Regions from separate parts of the Homo sapiens genome. Here region 1 is linked to region 2. A link is a contact called in ENCODE Hi-C or POLR2A ChIA-PET data. All regions are on one chromosome and are shown on one strand. Each heading gives the region's core, a stretch centred on a gene start or an enhancer-like site at or near the end of the contact. The rest is flanking DNA. Distances are from core to core; before and after follow the strand shown.

Region 1 (7,132 bases), core at 3,218-5,717, 140 kb before region 2:
TCTCTTCTGTAGCCACACAGCACAAAAGTCTCCCTTTCTCCTCCCCCTCCCTCCCTAGACTTTATTTCACTATGGGACTTTGCAGTAATGTTAGATTGGCTCTGGCAAAGGCATTTTGATGACCCCTGTCTCCGATCATTATAGTAACTAATAAAAGCTTGAAAATGACTGTTACCCTGCAAGCGTGATTCCAATGACTTGCGGCGAGCTCAGCTGTATAAATGTGCAGTTTTTTTTTTTTTTTTTTTTGCTGTGTAAATTTTGATCAAAGGGAAATGCGTATACCATTTAGTTGAACGTTTCTTTTAAATTTAATCACATCTTAGTGTAAAACAACAAGCAGAAATAAAATGGCATTGGAAATGTGAGCTTAAGATTCAGAAAGAATGGAGATACTGGTCCACATAGCAGCTTTCCATACCGCGTTGTGTGAAGCATTTTGGTTCGATGCAGAGGGTATGGGATAGATGGCATGAATACTATAGCCATGGTTATATATTCAACAGAAAGGCCTGTTTTGGTTATGAGAGGGTCTAGAAATGCCAGTTTGTAACGAAGAGAATGGAGGTCTGTCGTAAAATTCACAAACTAAACTTTTTGAGTTAAACTTGAAAGCAGATAGCCTGGCTATCTTTATGCTGTTTAATTAAAATTTTGACTTCTATAAAAAATGGTAGTTTTAGTATTTTTCTTTTGAAGTTGCCTGCTGTGAGTCTAATTAATTTTTATTTAATAATAGGTTTGCATCTTTGAACTGTTTTTCTTGTCTTAGGGCTGGGTATCTTGTTAGTGAGTGGAAAGGAATGTTGGAAGAGGAGCGATAAAGGATGTTTCAGTCCCTTACTGGGCGTGGTGTGAGATGAATTCTGAGGTTGTGACTGGGCCCAGTGGGCGAGAGCATTGAGCTGCTCACCTGGGTCGGCTCCACATGCAGGTCACAGAACTGTGGTGTACGTGCTGGGTATTTGCTGAGCTTAGACAGGTCTGTTTTTTCAACTTGTATGAAGGAGAAAAAAGGAGGTGAAGAGAACATACCCTTCCCAACAGGGGGGAGAGCCTTCACAGAATGTCCACTCCTGGATTCATTCATCTATTCAATTGTTCAGTCAACAGATATTTACCAAGTGCCTGTTTTGTACATGACACTGTTCCAGGCATGTGGGATAAATCAATGAACAAAACAGACAAAGATCCTGGCCTTGTGGGCACTCATTCTGGGGAGAGAAAGGATGCAGACAGACAGACATAATAAGTAGATTAGTTAGGAGGTTAGAAGGGGTGTGCAGGAGAAGAAAAACCAGGGAATGAGGTTGGCAGTTCTGTGGAGTGAGAGTGGGCTGTGCTTTTGATTGTGACGCCAAGTAGTTCTTTTTAAAGGTGCTGTTTGAGTAAGGACTTGAAGGAGGTGAATGAGTTAGACTTGTAGAACATTCCAGGCAGAGGGAACAGTTAATCAAAGACCCTATGGTTGGGGGCAAGTCATGCATAATCAAAGGGCAGTCAGGAGGCTGCTGTGGCCAAGAGGAGTGGACTGGGGGAGTGTGGTGAGAGATGGGGCCTGAGAGCCAGTTGGGGCCATACCATTAAAGGACTTGCCTTTGTCAAAGTCAAAATATAGAGACAAGTGTCTAAATTCAGTGTTTTATTTGGGAATCACAGAATTGCAGTTCAAGGCATATGCACAGACTCATTGGAGCAAAGTTTGAGGATTTTATTAGACATAGTTTTATTAGAAATGGAAAGAAAGCTCACTGGCAAGAGAAGCAGCTTAGGGGAGCTGGCAAGCTCTGAACAGCGAGTGACGGTGATAGGTAGAGCTAGCCTTAAGAGTTGTGGCAGGTCATTTCAGCAGCTATTAGGTAAACCCGGTCTTATGGTTGCAGCAGGCAGTTTCAGCAGCTGGGCTTGCAGAGAATTACATTCTTGGAGCCATGCTATGTGCCCTGAGTGCCTTTATCCTCCAGGCCCTCAGAGTGATTCAGTTTGGGGTATGACAAAGAATGACCCATTCCACATCATGAACTTTCACACCTTGCGCTACACCCTGACCCATTTTGTATAATCAACTTTCACACAGTTCTGGTGCGAGAGGTGGAGGTGTTGATCTGCTATAAGTTTTAAGAAGTTCTCTTTTGCTACCGTGTTGAGAATAGACCACGGGTGGGGTAAGAGAAGGAGCAGGGAGTCCTGTTAGGAAGCTTGGCGGGGAGATGATGGTGGCTGTGACCAGGAAGTTGGTAGCGAAGGAGGGGAGTACTGGCTTTTTATATCTGTTTTGAAGGCAGACTCTATGGGATTTCCTAATGGAATAGATGTAGAATTTAAGAGAAAGACACGAGTCAGTATTGACTCAAAGATGATTGGCCTGAGTGTGATGAGAAGGATATAGTTGCCGTGGACTATGATTGGGAAGGACAAGTTGTGTTGGGGAAGGATGTGGTCAGAGCCTGCTTGAGATTGAAAATCACGTGGATAGAGCCTGCTTGAGAGGGTAAATCAAGTTCTGGACGTGTTGAGTCTGAGATGTCTAGACATTCCAGAGGACAGGCTGTAGAGGCAGATAGGTACACACATCTGGAGTTAAGGAAAGAGGTATGGGCCAGGTTGGGAGCCCAGGGAGTTAGGAATGCCTGGTAAATGCTACTGGAGCAGGCTGTTTTCATGTTCCCCTAAAACTGACCTTACTAGTATCTCAGGGATCCTTCTGTGTGTTTGCCGTGTAAGGAGATGCTCAGTTTAACTCTTGAGGGTGACGTTTCCTTGGTGTTAGGCATTGGTGCTTGAGCCGTAGGGCTGGCGTGCTGGTTCTGTGTACCTAAAGGAAGCTCTCAGAGTCACAGAAAGTCTGAAATAAACACAGGGGTGGAGATGGTCTTTCCTCCCTCATTACTGTGTGTGGGAAGAGATGACGGCACCAGGATGTGGGACAGAATGGAACTGAGAATCCAAGTTGGTTGACTCCCTTTCTGTTCTCTTTCTACTCTACTGGGTAGTGACCAGCTGTTGTATGAAGTGGCATTCACAAATGAATAATCCAACACCTTTGCTTCTCTCATCCCTTTATTCATCTTTTGTCACCCAGGAAAAGTTGGATTGCATTGTAGAAAGAAGAGGACTACTATTGCTTTTCTGTCTTAAATATGTACTACTTAAGTGTGTTGTGATGGGGGAAAAATAGACTCTTCAGGAACATGCATATGGTGCTTTTGGTAACAAGGCAATAAGGTAATAGGTGGAGGAAGGTTAGGAGTTCATTTTTGGGTGGGGATTTCTTCCTTTGTGTCTGCAAGAGAGGTGGGATATGGCTCTGGCTTTTTACCTTGCTTACAGGGTGTGTCTGCTCTTAAATCTTCTCCTGAGATGGGGCCTAGGCTATGCTGCCTGTCCTTAGCCAAGATAAGAGGTCATTTAGGGGCCAGGTATATTACCCTACCCTTCGCCAGGCCCTATATCCTGTCTCTAAGGCACCACTGGGAGGCAATATAGCACAATGTGAACTAGGTTCAACCCCTGGTTCCCCTCCACTTAATTACTATGTGACCTTGAGCAGGTGACTTCCCATCTCTGAGCCGTGGTTTTCTCACGTATAAAGATGCATTCCTACATCAGAGCTTTGTTGTGAGGAACCAAATGGGAAAATCTATGTCAAGGGCTGAGCACTGCACTTGGCACAAAGTAAATGTTGACTAAATGGCAGCTATTATTGTTGTCGTCATCACCAGCAGTTCCGTCAACTCCTACCTGAGCCTTAGGCCAGTTTTGTTAAGATTAATTTAGTTTCCAAAAAAGATGTGCTAATTGGATTATTACATTTTCATGTGTTTACATCTATATATACATGCATGGCTTTGAAATCTACACATGAATATATTTATCCATTCAAGTTTCTCTTTTAAAAATCTGTAAGGATTATATTTTTAAGTCATTGAACCATGATGAGATTCTTTTTCAAAAAAAGGATTGCTATAAGTGATCATTATGTAGGCCATCAAAATGGAGAATAATGTAGACATGGAGCTAAAAGAAAACCAAAAAAAAGGAAGTCAGTGTTCATACAGGGCCACCAATTGAGTGCATATTTTTATGGCCTGGTTATTTAAAAATATTGGCACTTGCCTACATTGTTTAGGATTGGATGACACAGACAGAGATGTTTTGGGGTTGGGGTAATTTTTTTTTTTTTTTTATTAATTCTACAACTTGTAGACTTGTAATCAGGAGTGGCTTATCAGCAGCTTTTCAAAATCTGACATTCCACATGGAATGCCCCAATGGAGGAAATTTAGCACTCTGTGAATGCTTTTACAGTTGAATTCCACACATATGAATTATGACAAGTGAGGCTGACTACACTGTGGTTTGTTGTGTCTGGTCTGGTTCCTACTTTTAAAGTTGCAGTTGCGTTTGGTCATTTGAAGCTTATTTTCACAGTCTGGCCAAGCCAGCAGGGTCCCGGGGCTCTGCAGGGGACATAAACCACCAGCCTTTAAGCCAGAGTGCTCAGTAGATAAGCATTTCAAGACTTCATTGCATCATACAAAAGGACTTATGGGCTTATTTAACATACACTATTTGACTTAATTTAGATATTTAATGGAAAGAAAAGCCTTTTATTATCACCGAAGGAAAGAACTGCCAAACATTGTGAGGCTCAGTTGAAATATTATAACGGATATACAGAGTGCAAATATATTTCACTGCCTTACATAATGGGGTGTTTAATAATAGTTGTTTCTTTAAATTTAGCACACGTATCTCAGACATTTGCACTTTGTAAATTATAGGCCGTGGTTCAAGAAACTCAGTTTTAAAAAAATTGTTTTAATGAGGCATGTACTGATTTTTTAAAAATGACCTTCAGCTTTGATTTATGTTTATGAGCCCAGATTGGGGAGTTCATGCCAGGAATGAACACTTTCCGTCCTGACTTTTTACAAATGTAAATATGAGCAATGGCTGGGTCTGCTGACTCGATTGGACAGAGCTTAGTTGAACATTGCAGTTGGTAGGCATCAGCCCCCTCTGCAGGTCTGGTGGCTGGGAAGAGCAAGGAGCTCACTACAGCACTGGGAGGACACTACACATAAGTGTCTAGGGGGAAGCCTTTCCATTGTGCTGCACCTGTGTGCTTTCATTTTCTGAAGTACCTGGACTGGCTCAGATTGCCAAAGCCCAAGGCCCAAGATCAACTGATTTTTTTTTTTTAGAGACAGAGTCTCACTCTGTTGCCCAGGCTGGAGTGCAGTGGTGGGATCTCAGCTCACTACATCCTCTGCCTCCTGGGTTCAAGCGATTCTCCTGCCTCAGCCTCCCAAGTAGCTGGGATTACAGGCAAGTACCACCACACCTGGCTAATTTTTTGTATTTTTAGTTGAGACGGGGTTTCACTGTGTGGGCCAGGCTGGTCCTCAAGTGATACACCCGCCTTGGACTCCCAAAGTGCTGGGATTACAGGAATGAGCTACCGCACATGGCCTGACTCTTCTTATTTATTTATTTTTTGAGACAGAGTCTTGCTGTGTTGTCCGGGCTGGAGTGCAATGGCGCAATCTCGGCTCACTACAACCTCCGCCTCCGGGGTTCAAGCGATTCTCCTGCCTCAGCCTCCCTGGTAGCTGGGATTACAGGTGCCTGCCACCACACGCCTGGCTAATTTTTGTATTTTTAGTAGAGATGGGGTTTCACCATGTTGGCCAGGCTGGTCTCCAACTCCTGACCTCAGGTGATCTGCTCGCCTTGGCCTCCCAAAGTGCTGGGATTACAGGCGTGAGCCACCGTGCCTGGCCTGATTCCTTCTTTTTAGAGACAGAGTCTTGCTCTCTTGGCCATCCTGGAGTGCAGTGGCCTAATCATAGCTCATTGCAATCTGAAACTCCTGTGCTCAAGTGATCTTCTTGCCTCAACCTCCTGAGTAGCTAAGAATCAGGTGCATGTCACTGAGCCCGGCTAATTTTTAATTTTTTGTAGAGACAGAGGCTTCTTTATGTTGCCCAGGCTGGTCTTGAACTCCTAGCCTCAAGCAATTCTCCCATCTGAGCCTCCTAGAGCATAACTGATTCTTAATTTGGGGCCTAGCTTGTCCTTTCAGGAGGTGAGGAGCTGTTGTGGGTTGAATTATGTCCTCCCCCCATGATGTATACACTGAAGCCCTCACCCCCAGTACCTCACTCGGAATGTGACTGTATTTGGAGATAGGGACTTTAAAGAGATAATTAAATTAAAAATGAGATCATTAGGATGGGCCCAAATCCAGTGTGACTGGTATCCTAATAGGAAGAGGAGATTCTAACAAAAACCCACACGGGAAGACCGTGTGATGACACAGAGGGAAGATGGCCAAAAAGAGGGGCCTCAGGAGAAACCCACCCTGTGGATACCTTGATCTTCGACTTTCAGCTTCTAGAGTCATGAGCAAATATTAATGAATGCCTGTGGTTCAAGCCACCCAGTCTCTTGTACTGGGTTACAGCAGCCCTGGCTGACTAATAAGGGAGCATACAGTATCAGAATCTGCACAAGGGCATGCTTCATCTCTATTCTCTATTATAATACAATGCTTAAATATGAAAAAATGATGGCAAGAAAACCATTACAAGGAAGAAACCCATAATGACTGGCGAAATCCATACGGAGAGTGGAGCTGTATCAGAAAATGCCAAAGTAGTCATGATGGGTCAGGTTTATTGAGAAGTCCCAGTGGGCTGAATGCAGAGCTCAGTGTCTCACATACATTTTCCCCTTTTGTCCTCACCACAATCCTGTGAGCTATGAGCTGTTGCCCTCTTCATCTTGTAAGCAAGGAAACTGAGGCAAGGAAGTTAAGTGACATCCACGAGATTTCAGAGCCAGCCAGGGTCAGAGCTGGAATTCCAAGGCAGGTATCACTCTGCAGACCTAAGTTGTTTCTTTGACAGCCCTAAGCCCTTGGGAGGTTGGGGGCCAGAGAGGGGTGGTTGTAGGATCTATTACGATAATTGGTTAAAAGATATTGGGACACATTGCCTTAACGATGTTTTGGTTCCATCTGCAGAAAGAGGCTATAAAACGTATTGAGTAGAGTGAAGATGTCACTCGTAAAACAATGAGTATCACTCATATTACAGAGCCCTCAGGATCTGTGAGCCCTGATCCA
Region 2 (6,767 bases), core at 1,823-4,322:
CATTTCATTTCCTCAACGTGTTTCAGTCTAGAATGTCTCCTTGTACTCTTTATTCTTTACTTGGGGATACATCCAAGTTCTCAGATATGGAACATTTAGGACTTAATTTCAGGATGTTAAGCTGAGAATTCACTTGAAGTTACCTTTTAGTTACCCCTCTAGAGTTTACGTTTCCTAAGGTAAGGTATGCTATACAAAAATATGAAAAATGAAAAAGAAACAAAACGTGTATATACATCATTAAATAACACCAAAATCATATACCATTTCTTGCTCATATCACACTGTTTAGTCTGTCAGAATTCCAGCTGTTTCTTTATTCAGGCCAATTTGTTGTGTCTTCTCTGAGTTTATCTGAGTGGAAGAATTAAGAGAGGAATCCCTTGGGTTTTCTTCTCAGCATGAGCTGTGAGAACCCTTGTCCAGTTCTCTACTTTACCATATAGATATCAGAAGCTCTTTTCTGTTTTTTCCTCCCAACCCCCTACCCACTATGAATGCATTTAGAGGTAACCACTTTTCTACTGAACTGGTAACAGATTTTTTTCTCTCCTTAGTCTTACAGCAGTTCTGGTTTAATTTATTTGGGCATTTAACTCTTGACGTGGCTAGAGATTGTCTAGATTTCCTAGAGTAGAAAATCTAGAATAAACCTAGAAAATCTAAACATCTAGAGTAGCAGGGAGATACACTTTGCTATAGAGTGAAAGGCCAGGTAGTCTTCTTGTTCAAGATGTTAACATTTGGGTCTGGAAATGGCTAGTAGATAGAGGAAGGAATGAGAATAAAAGAGTAGTGAAGCCAACTTTCACACCATTGCCTATCTGTTCAGAGAGTACCAGGTGCTTTGCAGCTATTTTACTAGCACATCATGTGTTCAGTGTCTCCAGCTCTTTAAAATTGGCAAGTAGACAATGCTACTTTCAGGTTATGATACACTGGGACAGGCATAGTTACTTGGATACTTGCACAATAATTATTTCTCACCTTTTTGCTACCTCCAATAGCTTTGGGGTTCATATACTCCTAGAATTCATTTTCTGACAGATATTTTTATTTTTATTTTTTTTTTTGAGACAGAGTCTCTTGCTGTGTTACCTAGACTGGAGTTTAGTGGCGCACTCTTGGCTCACTACAACCTCTTTCTCCCAGGTTCAAGCAATTCTTCTGCCTCAGCCTCCCAAGTAGCTGGGATTACAGGTGTGTGCCACCATACCCAGCTAATTTTTGTATTTTTAGTACAAACTGGTTTCACCTTGTTGGCCAGGCTGGCCTCAAACTCCTGACCTCAAGTGATCTGCCTGCCTCGGCCTCCTAAAGTGCTGGGATTACAGGCATGAGCCACCACGCATGGCCCAGATGTAGGTTTTATAGAATGCAAATTCTGAATAAAATACTTCCACAAGAGACTCTTATCTTAATAGTAGATGTACAGAAATACTTCTGTGTTTCAGTGGAAGTTACTCCATTATATAGCCTTTATGGATGCTGAGAACACGTTCTAGAAACGGATGTCAACCAAGGGAGATTCATTCATTCCATACGTTTTTTAATTTCAAAAAACGTACACCGTCAATATTTTTTCTTAATTGAACAGTTTGTGGAACAGACGGGTGCTTTAATTATGGTGGTCTAAATTTACACACATTGCAGTGGTATTTTGCTACATTAATTACCTTACTTGTCAAGAGTAACAGGTAATTACTACATCAACTCACCCTCCTGCAGTATATAGAAACAGAACTTTATTTGAAAAGATTCAGCAAACCCCAGTGTATAGCCACTCCACACCTTTGTCTTTGCTACAAGAAGACAGCTGTCAGAGCATTTGTTTTATCATTAGCAGGGTAGAGGTGAGTTCACCCTTTTCTTTGTGTCTTTCCACCTAAGATGCGTGTCCAGAAACATTCATAGGCTCAACAAGCATGTGGACTAGCAAGAAACTTTGAGATGATCGAGTTCATTAAACCTTCTCCTGATAATGTGTTTCAGAGAGGGTGCATGACTTTTCCAAAGCCACACAAGAAGTAAATTAATGTCCAAACCAGGACTGGCACCAGTGTCACCTCACTATGCTGCTTTTTGTGAAGCTTAGTGCATTTTAATGATTTTTTTATAACTATAGAAAAATCATTTGGTATAGTATACTTTGAATATTCATTCACTTCATCCTCCTCACTTGAACTTCTAACCAATGCTTTGGCTGCCTTACAAAGAGTATTGATCCTATATTCTGTTGAACTGCCAGGTACAACTCATGTCATTTGGTTTCCTCTCCAGTGTACTAGTGTCAGCTTTTATGACAAGTTGTGTTAAAATTCTACTTTAACATGTTTTTTTTTTGTAAAGGCGAACATTTTGGAGCATATAGGATGCTCTTAGCAAAATCATGCAGCATTAACTCTCCTGGTTGCCATGGCATAGAAAGAAAAGATTTTGTCAGCTTTTAGGTGTGGTCCGGAATATACACAATGACATAATATGGGTGTACTATCTTAAAAGGCTTTGTCCCCTTTTTAGTCAAACACCTGTGACAAAATTACGAACTGTGGTTAACATAGAATACTTACAAGTGGTTTTTCGGAGTCGTCCAGGGTAGAGGAGCTCAGCGTGCAGACAATTTTAGTACCTACTTTTCTTCTTGCACCTGGCACTGGGAGTGAGTGACATTAAAAAGAAGTTCAAGAAGTCAAGAGTTAAGGATCCTACCTTTCAGACATTGTTTGAGATATTTTGTAGGGGGCAAGGTGGGCCTCTCAAGGGTCATTTACGACATAGAAGGGAGAATCTCTTCCAGTCCTCAACCCAAGTCAATTTCTGATGCCTGAATTCCAAGCCTAGATTCATCATTTCTGTAACTGATCTTGTCGTGTGCATTTGCAAATCACTCTGGCATTTATAACTTGTTACATTATAGCTTCGAGTGAGGTTTTCTTTTTTCTTAGCTTTTTATTCAATGGAAGGATAGCATGGTATATTTAGATTTAGTAATTCATCCATTCAACGCATATCTGCTGAGTGCCTGCTGTGTGACAGTCATTGTGCTGTAGATGGCAGGAGGAGGAGTGCATAGCAAGGCAGGAAACAGACCTTTGCCCTCTCGGCTTCTTTCTACTAGAGGGCAAACTCTATGACAGCTCCACCAGGAGAACTCTGTTCTCCTGGAGTTTGTCCTCTAGTATAAAGAAGCAGAGAGTGCAAGTGAAACGAAGGAACAAGATATCTGCGTGGAATGGGAGTTCACACAGGATACAGTGGAAAGCACAGACCTTGGGAAAGCCTGTCTAGCCAGGGAAGGCCTCTTGGAAAAGGTGACTTTCTATTTAAGACTTAAAGAATGATCCTCGGCCAGGCACAGTGGCTCACGCCTGTAATCTCAGCACGTTGGCAGGCTGAGACGGGCGGATCACCTCAAGTCAGGAGTTCGAGACCACCTTGACTAACAAGGCAAAACCCTGTCTCTACTAAAAGTACAAAAAAAAAAAAAATTAGCCAGGAATGGTGGTGCATGCTTGTAATCCCAGCTAATTGGGAGGCTGAGGCAGAAGAATCGCTTGAACCCTGGAGGCCGAGGTTGCAGTGAGCTGAGATCGTGCCACTGCACTCCAGCCTGGGTGACAGAGCAAGACTCCATCTCAAAAAAAAAAAAAGAAAGAAAGAAAAGACGAAAGAATGATCCTCATGTACAAAGAGCCAGGGGAAGAACCTTTCCTGCAGAGAATGAAGAGGGCTAAGCCTCAGAGTAAGGAATAAGCCGAGTGTGGTGTGGGGTCAGAAAGACCAGTGTGGCTCCATGTGGTTATTAGAGAAGGAGGTAGGGAGTGAGGATGGTGTGGGAGAGGTTAGGGGGTCAGCAGGACCCTGTATACCGGGGCGAAGGACTGGGTTTTGTTCTCTGCCATCTAGGCTGGAGTGCAGTGATGCAATTGTAGCTCCCCGCAGCCTCAAATTCCTGGGCTCAGATGATCCTCCCACCTCAGCCTCCCAAGCAGCTAGGACCACAGGTGGGTGTGCCACCATGCCTGCGTAATTTTTTAAATTTTTTATTGTAATGGAATCTTGCCGTGTTGCCCAGGCTGGTCACAAGCTCCTGGCTTCAAGCGATCTTCCTGCCTCAGGCTCACAAAATATTGGCATCACAGGCATGAGTCACTGCACCCAGCCTGGATTTTATTCTGAAATGGATGCGAAGCAGTTGGAGGCAGTGACTTCTGATTCAGGTGTGAGAACAAACCACGTGGACTGGGGAATGGATTGCGGTGTCAGGTGTGTTCTTGAGAGTAGGCTTCTTTGGGGGAGAGGCTGAGATTCTGGTTCCCTGAGGTTGAGCATGGAATCCTGGAAGATGCCACACCTGAGACAGACTCAGCTGGCCCTGGTGAAATGAGAAAACCCTTTTCTAACTGGCGGTGAGATGCAGCTACGCACCAATACAAGGGTGGAAGCACAGTGCTTCAGAGCACAGTCCTCCAAGTGTGGCGCCTGAACCAGCAGCAGTGGCGGAAGCAGCACCTGAGAACTTGTTAGAAATTGAAATTTTCTGGCCTCACTGTAGCCATAGTGAATCAGAAACTCTGGGGTTGGGGGCCAGGCGCAGTGGTTCACGCCTGTAATCCTGGCAGGGGATTACAGGGAGGCTGAAGTGGGTGGATTGCCTGAGGTCAGGAGTTCGAGACCAGCCTAGCGTCTACTAAAAAAATTAGCTGGGCGTCGTGGCGTGTGCCTGTAGTCCCAGTTACTTGAGAGGCTGAGACAGGAGAATTGCTTGAACCCGGGAGGTGGAGGTTGCAGTGAGCTGAGATCATGCCACTGCATTCCATCCTGGGCCACAGAGCAAGACTCCTTCTCAGTAAAAAAAAAAAAAAAAAACAACAAAAAAAACTCTAGGGTTGGGACCTAGCAATGTGCTTGTAACAAGACCTCCAGGTGATTTTGATGAGCATGCAAGTTTGAGAAGCCCGTTATAGGGTGTTTGTGGCAGATAGTGGCAGAAAAGACTTGGGACTTACTACAAATGCACTAATGCACTAGTCTCATGGGAAGATAAGACAGACACAATAAAGGGCTATAGCAAAGTGGTGCCCCGGTGCCGATCGGAACCTGCGTCTTGTGACTCTGTTCTAGTGCCCTTTCCTCAAGTGTTTATGGAGTGAAAGAATAAACAAAACTAACCTTGTATTTTTAAGGATAATTATATTTCTAAAGGAGGAGTTGGGTGGATGTTTAAGGACAAGTGCTATGGTGTGTGAACTCAGGTGACCTCGTTTCTCATGGTACTATTTTCTCAGATAATTTAGAAAAGCAGTGTCAGTGTGAATAACTCACTCCTTTCTCCCTGTCACTGATAGAAAAACAAGTGTTTTTGTCTTAAGTTACACCATTGAGACACTTAGCAGAGTGTAATAGCATTCTTTTATTTCTGTATTACTCAATCTATTTGGCCCTGTTTTGGTTTTGGAAGTCCTGGCACTCCCAAGTTATGTTTTTAGTGTCATGGAAGAAGGCAGAAGATTGATTATTTTCAGGCCTGGTATTTGTGCTTGCTCCTATCTGCTTTGTCCAACAGCGCTGTCAGAAAATCCTAGGATCATTTCCCTCACCCTCCACCCAGTGCTCTCTACCTGGCTAACACCCACCGACTTCTAATTTAATGGCTTGCAGGTCATTTCTTCCACGAAATCTTTTCTGACCCCTTGTGCTTAGGTTACATCTGTGTGTTAATCATTCCCATGTGCTTTTGTTAGTGTTTCCTGGTAGTATGTGGGCTCCAGGAGGTCTTAAACCTCATTTGTCTCAAGTTCAAGCTATATTGTGCTTCAAACATAGTGTCTGGCATGTGGTGGTACTGAGAAAGTAGCTGTTTCTTGGATGCTTTCCCTCTGAGTTGATTAACTACACTCTATGGTCGATCTTGGAAGACATAGTGGCGGGTTCTTCCTAAAAGGGGGTTACACCGGATATTAAGACATGGTCCCTGCTGTGCACAGTGGCTCACGCTTGTAATCCTAGCACTTTGGGAGACTGAGGCGGGCGGATCACGAGGTTAGGAGTTCAAGACCAGCCTGACCAACATGGTGAAACCCCGTCTCTACTAAAAATACCAAAATTAGCTGGGCATGGTGGTGCATGCCTATAATCCCAGCTACTTAGGAGGCTGAGGCAGGAGAATCGCTTGAACCCAGGAGGCAGAGGTTGCAGTGAGCTGAGATTGCGCCATTGTACTCCAGCCTGGGTGACAGAGCGAGACTCCGTTTCTGTTTTTGTTTTTTTGTTTTTTTGAGACGGAGTCTCGTTCTGTTGCCCAGGCTGGAGTGCAGTGGAGTGATCTCGGCTCACTGCAGCCTCCGCATCCCAGATTCAAGCTATTCTCTTGCCTCAGCCTGCAGAGGCAAGGCTATGCCCCTTACCCGCCACTACGCCCAGCTAATTTGTTTCTATTTTTAGTAGAGACGGGGTTTCACCATGTTGGCTAGGCTGGTCTCGAACGCCTGACCTTCTGATTCACCTGCCTCAGCCTCCCAAAATGCTGGGATTACAGGCGTGAGCCACCGTGCCCAGCTGAGACTCCATTTCAAAAAAAAAAAGACATGGTCCCATGGGGTCAAGATGGGAGAAGTATAGACAAAGCCAGAAATAAGTATTTATTTGAGGTAGATCTTAATGAGGGCAGAAATAAGTATTTCTTTGAGGTAGATCCTAATGCGGTATACACTCACAATGTGTTAGCTGCTGTGACTAACACAGAGATTTTGGTAGCTTTACATAAT

The links. A loop is a pair of places that touch in the nucleus more often than their neighbours do. ChIA-PET counts read pairs that join two places held with the same protein, here RNA polymerase II (POLR2A). Pooled maps may share reads with other maps.
Region 1: a map of naive thymus-derived CD4-positive, alpha-beta T cell shows a loop between it and region 2 (5-fold over the local background). The contact joins two enhancer-like sites. A Hi-C loop is called at or near these places in 2 of 168 maps with a recorded cell type or tissue (CD4-positive, alpha-beta T cell and naive thymus-derived CD4-positive, alpha-beta T cell) and 6 of 50 pooled maps. POLR2A ChIA-PET finds 5 or more read pairs at or near these places in 6 of 52 experiments (AG04450, activated B cell, activated T-cell and 3 more).

Annotation. Positions count from the first base shown.
Region 1 is chr3:71,508,551-71,515,682 of GRCh38, reverse strand. All of the region lies in intron 2 of FOXP1 (forkhead box P1), which reads left to right. Among named protein-coding and RNA genes, the nearest start is that of MIR1284, 30 kb to the left of the region's middle. RefSeq lists a silencer at 4,831-5,125. Within about 2 kb of position 4,467, at least 4 of the 41 ENCODE cell types and tissues checked have a DNase peak (open chromatin) inside an H3K27ac peak, as active enhancers do.
Region 2 is chr3:71,368,901-71,375,667 of GRCh38, reverse strand. All of the region lies in intron 3 of FOXP1 (forkhead box P1), which reads left to right. Among named protein-coding and RNA genes, the nearest start is that of FOXP1-AS1, 83 kb to the right of the region's middle. Within about 2 kb of position 3,072, at least 2 of the 41 ENCODE cell types and tissues checked have a DNase peak (open chromatin) inside an H3K27ac peak, as active enhancers do.